Linked DNA regions of Homo sapiens: region 1 is linked to region 2. A link is a loop called in an ENCODE intact Hi-C map of the cell type or tissue named here. Cell type or tissue: ascending aorta. All regions are shown on one strand. Each heading gives the region's core, and the rest is flanking DNA. Links, peaks and the distances in the headings are about the cores only. Region 1 overlaps DTNA (dystrobrevin alpha). Region 2 has its middle 120 kb from the start of DTNA.

The links. Peaks named below come from ENCODE experiments on the same cell type or tissue, not always from the same donor. Only the 100,000 strongest peaks of a DNase experiment are listed, where the experiment ranks them.
Region 1: it touches region 2 in a loop (11-fold over the local background); 3 of 110 quality-filtered maps call a loop at or near these places.

The regions. Positions count from the first base shown.
Region 1 is chr18:34,831,922-34,838,357 of GRCh38, forward strand. It overlaps DTNA (dystrobrevin alpha), which reads left to right. Exons shown (of 23, transcript NM_001386795.1): 12 at 6,173-6,250. Among named protein-coding and RNA genes, the nearest start is that of DTNA-AS1, 67 kb to the left of the region's middle. In ascending aorta, for the core only: no CTCF peak of the experiment used is centred there; no DNase peak of the experiment used is centred there; H3K4me3 peaks cover 646 bases; H3K27ac peaks cover 2,458 bases.
Region 2 is chr18:34,590,148-34,596,583 of GRCh38, forward strand. It overlaps a transcript of DTNA not described here. Among named protein-coding and RNA genes, the nearest start is that of DTNA, 120 kb to the right of the region's middle. In ascending aorta, for the core only: no CTCF peak of the experiment used is centred there; a DNase peak (open chromatin) is centred at 3,024; H3K4me3 peaks cover 1,775 bases; H3K27ac peaks cover 2,500 bases.

The sequences.
Region 1 (6,436 bases), core at 2,192-4,691, 240 kb after region 2:
TTGGGTTTTCAACCAAAGAAATGCTAATTCACTGTGCCTTTTTCATTTTTAAAAAATATTTTTGCTTACCCAAAGATTCTTTACTTAACAACCGTGGCTTTTAATCTGACTCAAAAAGTTCAAGCTAAATTTTAAATAGTTGTGATTTGATCATCAAAAGTAGCTAAAAATAAATTTTGGATACTGATTGTAGCCTCTCCTTTTGAAAATCAAAGTTTTCTTCATAGCTAATTTTTTCTAAGATTAATGCCCATCCATTTTCAGTCATAAAATAGATAAATTTGTAAATCAACATCTGGCACCACCCTGAAGATTTCTCATTCTTTTCAAACTTTCTGGGCATGTTGTATGAAATTTTATGAAGTTGAAATAATCACTCTCTGCAGATAATTCTTTACTTCATGTAGTCCCAGAGCTCTACTAATATGTTAGATCTTTCCAAACTGGAATTACACCAGTCTACACATCAACCCTAATAATTTTCTATACTATGCATCATTAAAACCACAGTCACCTCTCTTGTTCAGTTCAGTAACCTTTACTCTCCTACTAGAGTTGCTTTGGCTGTTGTCTCTGCATGCCCTATACCAAGCAAACTTTCCTAGAGGCTCTCCTGACAAAAGTGCAATTGCTGTGACTTGATGATACCTGGGTACAATGTAGTAAATTAAATATGACCTAAGAATTCTTATTTTTTCCATGGTACCTGTTTGAGATGGTTGAACTTCTATGCCAGCCTGAATTGATGACAGCTAATTTTCCCACTGAGACACTAACCTATTTTTTAATACTGGTCTATGAATTTTCAGGTAATACATATTTTATATTTCAGATGTAAGCTATTGAAATCTAGAAAAAAAGAAACAATGTTTCAAGACATTACTTCTTGACAAAACAGATTTCTGGATTTTTTTATTATATTTAAGTTAGTGTGATGGCCTCATTACTAGACTATAATTCTAGTGAGAAGGAAAATTTTATACACTATAGATAGTTACTTAAGGAGGCAGCCAACTTTATAAGTCATTCTTCACAAATCCAAATGTCATACAAGCTTATTAATAATTTAAGAATCAATAGAAATGAAAATATCTGTTCTTAATTTGCTATATTTCAAATATTGTTTTTCTTTTAACCATTGCGATAATTATTCTATATTAATATAATTTGTTTCTATAATATTTGTTCTCTGTGAGACTGCAGCCAGGCCTTTAATATCATGTTCAATAAAAGAAAAAATAATCTTTGTCAAGGGCTAATATAGTAACTCAACATTAGCAGAAGTGGTTTTTAAAAATATATTTCAGGTATCCAGGAAGCATCTGTGTGTGATTTTGTTACCTTTGGACCCACCCCCTAAATATTTTCACTGAAGTAAAATTATTGGCATCAGTCGTCACCCTTCAAAGCTAAGGGGATAATTTTTTTAATAAGTATGAAACATTTTGAGATTGTTCTACTTTTCCAGAACCCATTGTGTCACTGTGTGTGTGTGTGTGTGTGTGTGTGTGTGTGAGAAAAATTTTGGAAGGTTATTTATCTCTAGATATGCTGCTTTCCAAAGGTCTAAAAAGGAAGTGGTGAGAAGCCAGAGGATTTTTGTTAGAAAAACAAAGTCTGAAGGAATATTTCCTGCCTTTTTTCTTTCAGCAGATATATGAACTTCAAAATTTACCATGCCATGCCCTCAAAGGTATGGCTGTTCCCACAACCATCAGTGATAATATGTATGTGAAAGGATGTGCTCATACAGTGGCAAGGGATTAGTGAAAAGAAAAAGATGGCGATAAGAAAAAGAGATTTGTGTGCACATGATTTTAGAAATGATAGTCTTGCTTCTCTTTGAAACTCAGATTAGAAAAGGTGTATCCCATGGTCAAGTTGAATGCCAAATAGTTCTCAGTTTCGGAGCTTAAAAGGAAGAATGCATTCTGATTTGAAGACAAGGCATGTAGAACAGAAGCAGCTTTAATGAAGCTCAGTCTGGGTTGTATGAAAGCCATTGTCACATTCTGACACAATGATATGCTGGAAGCACTCTTTCCTTAGTCAGGAAGTAGGTTCCATTGTACCTGATCCCAAATCCCACAAAGAATTAGAAACTTAATTTCTCCATGCAAACTTCCAAGCTACAAAATCAAAGTTTAGAATCTAAATTAGTCCATAAAATATTGTGATAATATAGCACCTTGAAGGGATCATAATAAGCCACACATCATTACTGTTTTAGTCCCTTTATGTTGCTGTAAAGGAATGCCAGAGGCTGGGTAACTGATAAAGAAAAGAGGTTGAGGCTGGGCACGGTGGCTCACGCTTGTAATTCCAGCACTTTGGGAGGCGACGGCAGGTAGATCGCCTGAGGTCAGGAGTTTGAGACCAGCCTGGCCAACATGGTGAAACCCTGTCTCTATTAAAAATACAAAAAAAAAAAATTAGCTGGGTGTGGTGGTGGGTGCCTGTAATCCCAGCTACTCAGGAGGCTGAGACAGAAGAATCGCTTGAACCCAGGAGGCGGAGGTTGCAGTGAGCCAAGATCGCACCATTGCACTCCAGCCTGGGCAACAAGAGTGAAACTCCGTCTCAAAAAAAAAAAAGAGGTTTATTTGGCTCATGGTTCTGCAGGCTGTACGTGAAGCATGGCATCAGCATCTGCTTCTGGTGAGACTTCAGGCTGCTTCCACTTATGACAGAAGGCAAAGGGAAGCTGGTTTGTGCCAAGATCACATGAGGAGAGAGGAAGCAAGCCACAGACAAGAGGTGCCAGGCTACTTTTAACAACCAGCCCTCAAGGGAACTAATAGAGTGAGACCTCACTCATTGCTGTGAGAATGGCACCAAGCCATTCATGAGGGATCTACCCCCATAACCCAAACACCTCCCATTAGGACCTATTTCCAACATTGAGGATCAAATTTCAACATGAAGTTTGGAGGGGTCAAATATTCAAACCATAGCAATCACTATTTTCACAGCAACTCAAGAGAAAAAATTTCACTTTGCTGCCTCTCTTCAAGCTTGGAAGCTGGAGAAGAGGTTCTGGTGGAAAGTACTTCAAGTGAAAAGACTTTAAAGACACAAGTTTTAAGTGAAACCTGTCTCCCAGTCAACTCTCGAGGTTCTTGATTCATTTCATTTTGAAAGAGTGGCTATTTTTGTCTTGTTTTCATCATGCATTTGGCCTCCTCTGTACATAGTCATATTTTTGGCTTCCTGGAAACAGATGATGAGAAGAAGAATTTGAGGCTAGCTCTAGAAATTACAGAAACTATGTGAACAGTGAGTATCAAAAAGTTAGAAGTGCTTCTGGCACTAGAAATTAAGAGCTATAGCAAAACAAAATAGTTTATTTCCAGAAACTCATGTATGTTCACGGTGTAACTCCCATATTTTCCAAGAATTATTTTTTCTAAGAATTCACATGGGAAAGGAACGGAAGATAAAAGGTTTTAAACTATTTCTTTAAACCAACACTGGCAAGGGCCAACACAAAGAAAATGACAACAAAAGTTAAGAGATGTATATATATAGAATATGTCTCATTCCTTTGAGGGAAGAAGGGACCTGGTTAGAAGAAGGAAGAAAAGGAAGAGGAGAGGAGAGGAGAGACAGGCAAGTGGAGTAGAGGAAGGAGGAGAGGAGCCCAAAGATTTGAAGAAAAAAAAAAGGAGAAGGCCACCAAAGGAAAGTCCGGCCTATCGCCCCCTTCTCTCAGCCCTACCTGTACACAGTACTGAGGCTAGGGCTCCTCCATGCTTGGGCTTTGTCAGTGATGGGTGGTGGAGCCACATTTCTGGGCCTTCACTGACACATCTTCCTCCCATAGAAGTTCACCAGAATAATTTGTGGCAAACACATCTTTGTGGTTGACGTTCCTGTGTTTCTTTTCTCTACTGATTCTTGCTTGTTATCTTGCATGTTCAGCATGAGAGGTTGTCCCTGTGCAATTATTCGGCTGTTTGCTTAAGAAATTATTGCCACAATTTCTGAGATTCAAAGAACAAAGAAGCATAAGAAGGCAGGGAGATACTTTAGTTTGGAGGGAAGAATCATGGATGTTTCACACAGTGTTTTGAATGGTTTTGCAAGCATCTGAAATAAATTATGTAATAGATTCATCTATCTTTAGTTACAAAAAAGAATTGGGGGGATATTGGGCAGCAGGGGTACTGTAGGTACTGCATAATGAATGTATGGAGATCTGCTTCAGTAGACAAAGTCTGGAATGCAGTTTTGGTGGGGTAACTGTACATCACAGAAAACAGAAACAGTTTTGGTGGTATAATGGTACATCAGAAAATGATGGCTGAAGGTGGTTATTTGGCCCTGATGGGCAGGTTTCACAGTTTTAAAAGGAAAACATCAATATGCTGGAAAAAGAAAGTTATTGAGGTCATCAGGAAAGTAAATTATCCTAAAACACAATCTAATTTATTTTTAAAGTCAATTTTGGGCCGAGCACGGTGGCTCACACCTGTAATTCCAGCACTTTGGGAGGCCGAGGGGGGCAGATCACTTGAGGTCGGGAGTTCGAGACCAGCCAACATGGTGAAACCCCATCTCTACTAAAAATTCAAAAATTAGCCAGGTGTGGTGGCGCATGCCTGTAATCCCAACTACTCGGGAGGCTGAGGCAGGAGAATCACTTGAACCTTGAAGGCAGAGGTTGCAGTGAGCCAAGATCTCACCACTGCACTCCAGCCTGTGCAACAGAGCGAGACTCTGTCTCAAAAAAAAAAAAAAAAAAAAAGGTCAATTTTGTTGGGTACAGTTGAACTTTTTAAGTACAGCAATACTTTATATAACAGATGCCTTTCTGAAGAGCTGAGTGAAAATGTCATTCATCTGACAAACATGCATGTCTACTCTTTGCTAGTCATTTTCTTTACAAATCAAATTTAATATTAAATTTATCAGATACCTCACTATTCAAGGAATCTTTTAATATACACTATTATAAAGCAAGAATTCCAACTATAATGTGCATAGTTCTAATGTGTTATGTATAAATTTATATTTTTTAGTACTTCATGGCCTGAAAGAATGGTGCTTTATAGTAGAGCCCTAAAACTTGTAGTACAAAGTTTTTAAGATTTTAACTAATTTATAAACCATTATATATATATTTAGTAGATTTAGAGTTTCTTGAAAATTTTTGGTGGAACCTCATAATTTAGATCCCAATAGTTAAATATTTGGTATTCAAACAAAGACAGACAATTTATTTTTCTATTTTCCATGAAGAAGGAGAGGGACAATTTTAGATTCACCAGTGTGCAGGACAAATTCTTACTTAACCTATAGAGGAGCAAACTTTCTTCAAACACATTACCAATACAATTGTAATACTAAGAATCAATACCATAGTTCTCGATGTAGCATGACTACAAATTGTCACAGTAGATTTTGGATGACTTTACCATAGCCACACTTAATGAATTATTATTTATATTTCTATTTGTACTTTAATAAAACTATATTTTAAACTTTAAAATTGTCATTTAAATTACTAAAGAAAATGAGTAGTTCCCATAATGAATCCATAATGTTAAGAATTTGCTTTAGCAATGAGACTATATTCACTAGCTTTGTATTAATATAAACATAAGAAATAACAATATATATGTATAAGACTCAAAGGTGTATTTCTCTGTTCCTCTGAAAATTTTCTTTGTAGCTCCACAGCCAAGATCATGTGGCTTTTGCTTGGAGTAGTAAAACACTTCTAATATGAAGCAATCTCTAGCTAGGTAATTTTCAAGTCTTTCTATCCAGAACAGAAAGTTGGAGGATGTAGGGAAGGCTAAGTTCTTGAGTGGGATCTAAAGGCTGGCAGGACTTAGTGAACTATTGGACTGTTTACATGATATGCCATGATAAATGTTGAATGAATTTTCATTATGTCTAGACATACTCAATATAAATGCTTGCTTGTTAAGCAAATAGCAGAGGTCAAATCTGGGATCATGGTGATTGCGATTGTGGTTCTCAGGCTGGGTTTCTATTCCTACTTGAAGTCTGTGGAAATCTGAAAACATCTTGAACATTTCAAAATAATAAGAGATCTGTCTAAATGAAACTTGGATCTAGACTTGGGAGTGTCTGTTGCCAGTTTCTATTCTTGAATGCATTGCCGTGTTTACGCTCTTCTTGGCTTTCCCATCTTATTAACTAGCTCTCCTCCCAAGGACAGTGAAGTAGAGCAGAACAAACTGCTGGCTAGGGCTGCTCCAGCTTTTCTGAAGGGCAAAGGGTAAGTTACAGCCAGAGTGTACTGGAACCCTGCATTAACTAAACTAAAAATGGAGATTTCTTTTGTCAAAAATGCTTTGTGTGTGAAAGACTGTCTTTGATTCAGTAAAAGCAGCTCTGCTTTAACCCAGTTAACAGCACTAAGTAGTTATTTCCAGTAGACACATCTGTGTTGTTATTCACTTTC
Region 2 (6,436 bases), core at 1,503-4,002:
TGATTGGCATTTAATAAGATAATAAATAGCATGCTGCTGCTTTGAATCTTCCATATTTGTCTGTAGAGCCCCTGTTTTCTAATGCAGTTTATGTAAAGTTTTTCTACTTTTTCTTGGGCAGTATCTATTTTAATTACTTTTAAATGACTTGGATGTATTAATGTTTTCTCTTTTAACAAAAATCACAATTATACCCCAAATTATTTTTGCATAAAAAGTATATGCTTTTAAAAATAAATGATATGACAAAAATATTAGCTATAAAACTATCACCATGAGAATACTGCCTGTCCTAATCCCTTAAGGATATTTATTAGGGAGGAAAAAAATAACAGAGGTCGTTTGCTTTTCAGTGACCAGGTTCTTCATACACATGGATGTCTCACAGATCAGCTAAGGCCTGTGTTTGAACACCTTGGTCACCCCTGCAAGGAGCCATGCTCCAGCATTTGCCATCCACAGAACGGTGCTAATAGAGTCTATTTCTGGAGAATGGAGGAGAGATTAACTTCTTGTTCATGATAAATCAAGGGTATCTGATTTGCCTGTTACATGCCCAGTTTTCTTTGGAAGCAAGCCCTAGAAGCTGTTTTTCTGATCTAATCCTAATTCTCACATTAGTGCTTATGAAAGAGGAAAACAACATTTACTCACGATAAAGACTGAGTTCTAGCCATTATAAATCTTATCAATTGCCTTGTGAAGGTTAGGGGGAAAAAGAAGGAAAAAAATGATTGTACTCACTCACACTTGCATCTGGACTAATGTTCCTATTCCCGTTGTTGAGTGTTCTGAGATTTCTAAGACTGGCACAAATGGAAATAGCAGCAGAGATAAAGTTGGGAACCTTAGGAGATATCTGACTGATGAATGTTGCACTATAAAGAGTGGCCAGTAACAGTTCGATAAGGAAAATTATTATAGTTTACTCATTACTGGGAAATATTAGCAAACCTAAACATTTCATTTTTTTTTCTATTTTTCTTATAAGCCACCAAGATTGGTAGAAGTGCTCTTAACAAATATTTGCCACGTTAATATTTAGAATCACACACATGCATACATACATACATAAGATGTATAATGATTTTTTGGCTTCAGTAAAGGTACTTGGTACATAATATACATTCTATATAATATTTTGGTTAATTGCCTGAAAAGAAGCGTATTTTTCCCAAGACAAATACAAAACATATTTATCTAAGATGTAGGCCAACAAATAACCATTTTCCATAGGTTAAGATATACACTTGCACATGAGCAGTTCTTCAGTTTCAACAACCATTTTTTGAGTATCAGTTATGTGCTAGTGCTCACTCTGAGATACAACAGAGGTGAACAGAGCAGCTGAATGTGAACCATTGATGGCCGCACGTCTGTCCACCCTTCTTAGTTCATTTGTGTTTTGGCACCATCCATTAGCCTTGGGAAGGCGTGTTTTTGACAGAGGGATAAAGAAACACAGTGACAGAAATGTGTACTTTCTGGACTATTGCTTTATTTCTTCCCATTTATTTGTGAAGTCATTAGAATGCCCGTCTATCAGCATTACATAGAGCCTGCAGTTTCCCTAAGAAACTGTCAACTTTGGGGACAAAAATAAGGAAAGTTTCTTACTCCTCTGTTTCTATCTTTTGATCTTTTTAAAAGACATCTAGTAACAAAGTTAGGCTAAAAGGCTAAAAGCTGGTAAGCCACCAATCTATATGGGGCATCAAAATATCACTAAAATAGGCTAGTAATATGATGCCAATTAATCAAGTTTTCCCTCATGGTTTCTTAAGATGGTATTGCCCTAGATATGATAAAATATAACCCAAAATAGAAGATTCAAAACCATCAACAAACAAAAACAGAAAGCTTGCTTTCTGGCATCTACGTTTTGCCGTTGAATATTTTTGAGATGTCCACATAAGTTCCAAGGAGCAGCTGCAGCCACACCACCACCCTGAGCCCAGCCAGCTGACAGTTGCCTAGAGTTGGCAGCCACAGCTAGCTGAAATTTGGAAACCCCCAAATGCTTAGGGTTGAGATGTGTCCAATTACCAAAATTATAAAGCCTTCATTAGGCTTTTGAAGAAGTTGTGTGGTCTGTAGAATTGCATGTTTTGAACATAAAGAGGTTAGTTATTTTCAGAGGCAGGAGATCTTTTGGCCCCAGTGACCACTAAATATTAATAAATATTAAACACAAGTTAATTAATGGTGATTTAAAGGGACCCCATGTTGTTAATTCATGTCAGTCTCTATTTGATGAAATGTATCTTTTTCTTTGTTTCCATTCACTCAATTTCTCTTCTTTTAGATATACACTTGTATAACACACACACACACACACACACACACACACACACACACATTTTGTTTTCCAGTCCGCACTCAAGTTTTGCAAGACAGTCCTGAAAAAGAAGTTTCAGTGGGGAGATAGAAGTGTTTTTTGCACTCTCTCCTGTTTGGTTGAAATCAGTTTTTCCACAATTCTTACAACAAGTTTTTCTCTAACAGAAAATGCACAGATTGAACAGTTGCCCTCCAAAACACTGGCAAGCAGGCGGCATGATGATTTCCTCTTCTAACGGATCCCAACTCATTTACTAAGACTCATTCAACTTTTAACAAAAAATTTGTCATTTCTCTTTCTTACTACAGCCATTGCCATCCTCTGTAAAATTACATGTGGACATTAAAACTTAAATGCTGTCCTACAATGAAAATATTTTTAATGCCCTCCTCAAAGTTAAGAAAAAAAATTTACTATTTGTATTTTGTGTACCTGGGAAGTTATTCATGCTGAGTAACAGTACAAAACTTGAGCTGCCTTGCTTTCTGCTTCCAGGAATGCCAATCAGAGAACATTCTTTTTCAGGCAGCCAAGTTTGGAAGTCAGTTGGTTTCTGGCAGTGAGTAGGGGGAGGGGATGGCAGGGGAAGCATAGTGAGTCCTCGGGCTGATGTTCAGCTTCCAAGTGTTTCCGTAATATCCGTCAATGAAAGCATCTCCTTTTACCCACGTAGAGACAGGTAAAAAGACAGCTGAGTAAATCAGCATTAGATGTAACAGCGGAAGCTCAGTCAGAGGGAGCGGGGAGGGAGGGCGCATGAAAGCCTGCCATTGGCGAGCTTACCAAAGGCATCTGCCAGTGGGACTTCAATGGAATGTGAAACCAAATCATTTTCAAGTTAAAGATAGACACAGTACACACCAGGATCTAGAGGCTGGATTTCATACTCATAGCTCTCCCTAGAATTTCAGAGAGTTCTGTTATGATCTCTGTTGTAATTACCAATTTGGTTCAAGTTTGTTCTTTAAATGAATATGCTTAGAATTCACATATGTTCTGGATGTACTGGAATTAAAAGGATTTAAGAGATCATGGTGTGCATGTTCTAGGGTAAGTGAAAAGATTGGTTTTTAAAGTGCATCGCTTTTCTGGGATGCTTAATATTGAATTTTTCTTTTTATCTGTGTGAATGAAAAGGTCAAGATTTTTCAGTGTTGTAGCTTGCTTACCTTTCTTAAGATACTTGGTATTTTACATTTTGTGCAGCAGAAAGAGGATTTTTGCTTAGTTTTGAAATTTACATTGCAAGTCTGTAACTTCAGTTTTGACTTTATCCTTATTTGTTTTTCCCTCTATTCTTCTCTTAAGCACTATGAGTTTACTGAGTTACAATCTCAATAGTTTTATGTCACAACACAGACTGAATGCTACTGTGTCTATTATGCCATTGGATGAAACTATATTATTGTGAGATGGAGTTCAGTTTCCCCTGCATGTTACTAAGTCACTTCCCAATTTGAGAAACAAAAAAAGGAAAAAGGAGAGGAAAGGTGCTCTAAAGGTGGCTTAAACTGCGTAAGGAGCCTTTAGAAGATATTCTACTTTTTAAAAAGCAACTGAGAAAAAAAATAGGCACTTTTCAGGAAGAGAAGAATTAATAGAAGTTATTTTTTAGTGTTATCTCATTAATTCCAAGCAGGTTCCCCTCCTTCAGGAAAAAAAAAAAAGCTGAAATTTGCTAAGTGGATGGAGGCGTTCTGATTTTACAGAGCTTGAGAGAAGACAAGGGAGAGGAAGAGTTGTCTGATTTTGCTATTGTCGCACTGTTTTAGGACTTCAAACTTCTTCTTGAAAAGAATGACAAACTTTAGTTCTCTTCATGTTTTGCCCATGTATAGGTTTTGTTTCTTGTTTTGTCAAATGACCTCTCCCTCTGCTCTTAGAGACAGCTCTTCCAAACTTGCACAGCATTCCTTCTGAATAAATACTGTCCATAATAGTCACAGAGTACATGGTGTGAATTGGAAATTCTACTTTATATGGGGAAAATAAATCTGCTGACGCTGTTATTACAGAGTGCACAGATGAACAGTTGTTAAATGTAACTGGCCAGTTTTTTGTCTTGTCAAATAGACCAGATTCTAATGAACTAAGTTGGCTAAACTAGGTACAAACAATGAAGGGCTTCTTATGGATTTTTCATTCAACTTTGATGAGAATAAGTAATACACTGTGTCACTCTTCTAAAATGAAAAATGGGCATTATATTGATAAAGTCATTTGATTTTACAACTACTGAGTAATCTAGTGAGGCCAAGCAAATGTGAAGTTGGCAGAGCTCAGTTCTGATGCCCCTTTCCTCCTTTCTCTGTCCAATTTTCCCTCCCTCTCAGTCCTCCTTATCCCTCCAGACCCCTGATGAATATGACTACTCAGCGCCCCCGTTTTCTTGTCAAGCAAGACCTATACTCAAGAAAGAATCTGACTTAAGAGAGTTTTAAAGTCAATGTACTAAGTCCCCCAGTAATATTTGCTTTTCAGTGTAAATATCTGACCTTGTGACAGTTTAGACAATTTGTTAAATGATAGTTAACCTTGGGTAATACTTATAATTAACCCCTTTAGGTTGCAAGCAATTGCAATTAATTTTCATTTCCCCATAATCATGTGTTAACTTTGTAAATTTTCTGTGGTCATACTGGGTGCCTTGTGACATTGTATTACCAGTTGTGTACTGAATGGTTGACAATAAGAATGAACCTGGCAGAAATCACAGGTGCTTCCAAGAAGTTTGTGAATGCATGCACCTGGGTGCTCACCATACACTCAGGTACACACAGTAACACATGTAGGCATACCTTTTATGTAACTAATATGTTTTTTATTGAATTATAAAATAAATGAAAATATGTTAGGCTTACCAGTGTGGGATTTGGGTTTTTTTTCAGTGTGTCAAAAAAAAACACAAAAAAGAACACAAAATGTAAAATTCTAAAATGAAGAATGTTAAACTATGTGGCCAAATAGTGTTGACAGAAAAAGAGACAAATATTTCTCTGCTACTATTATATCACTTTTATAGTTTCTAATTCTTGTATAAAATTGTCAATCTTAGCTTTTATTCTTTTGAACATCCTAAGTGTAGTTTTATAATCTATTTCTGATAATTATAGTATCTCAAGTGTTACTGGATTTGTTTCTATTATTACTCTTCCTGCTAGTTCTCATTCATGGTGTCTTAATTTCTTGGTTGCTTGGATATCTTTGACTCTATGCTGGAAATGTATTTTTAAAATTACATTATAATTAAAGATCGTAAGAGTAAGTTGAGATCTAAGTGATAATGTTTTCCTCCAGAGAAGACTTTGGTTTGCTTCTGCCAGGCACCTGGGGGCGATATCAGACCAGAATCATCTTAGACAAAGTACAACTCCTGATGTTCCCTGAATCACCTCTGTGACAAGAAGGCTGCAAATCAGTGAGAGGAATGGTAGGTTCACTCCTCCCCTAAAGGAGAGTATGACCTTTCATGACACCAGCATAAAGCTGGGTTAGTTAATTAAAGCCCCACCTGAGGGCCAAGGACTTTGACTTTTCTATGAAGCACAGAAAGCTACTTGAAGTGTAAAGCTAGATTCTCAGATCTTTTTTCCTGATAGTCATATGCCCAAGGGCTTTTAAAAGTGACCTCACCTCTCTGATTTCTGATCTTCTCCTAAGTTTTCATATGCCAAATCTTCACCATCTTACTAAAGGCTCTTTGCTGTTTTTTGTTTGGTTGGTTGGTTTTTTGTTTTGTTTTGTTTTGTTTTATTCTGTTGCCCAGGCTAGAGTGCAGTGACATGACGCGATTGATCTCCACTCACTGCAACCTCTGCCTCTTGGGTTCAAGTGATTCTCGTACCTTGGCCTCCCAAGTAGCTGGGATTACAGGCACATGCCACCATGCTTGGTTAATTTTTGTATTTTTAGTAGAGTCGGGTTTTCAACATGTTGGCCAGGCTCATCTCGAACTCCTGGCCTCAAGTGATCCACCTGCCTCAGCTTCCCAAAGTGCTGGGATTACAGGCATGAGCTACCATGCCCAGCCTCTTTACTGTTTTTATATCTCAAATATCTTTATTACATCAGGTAATACATACAAATATCTTATTA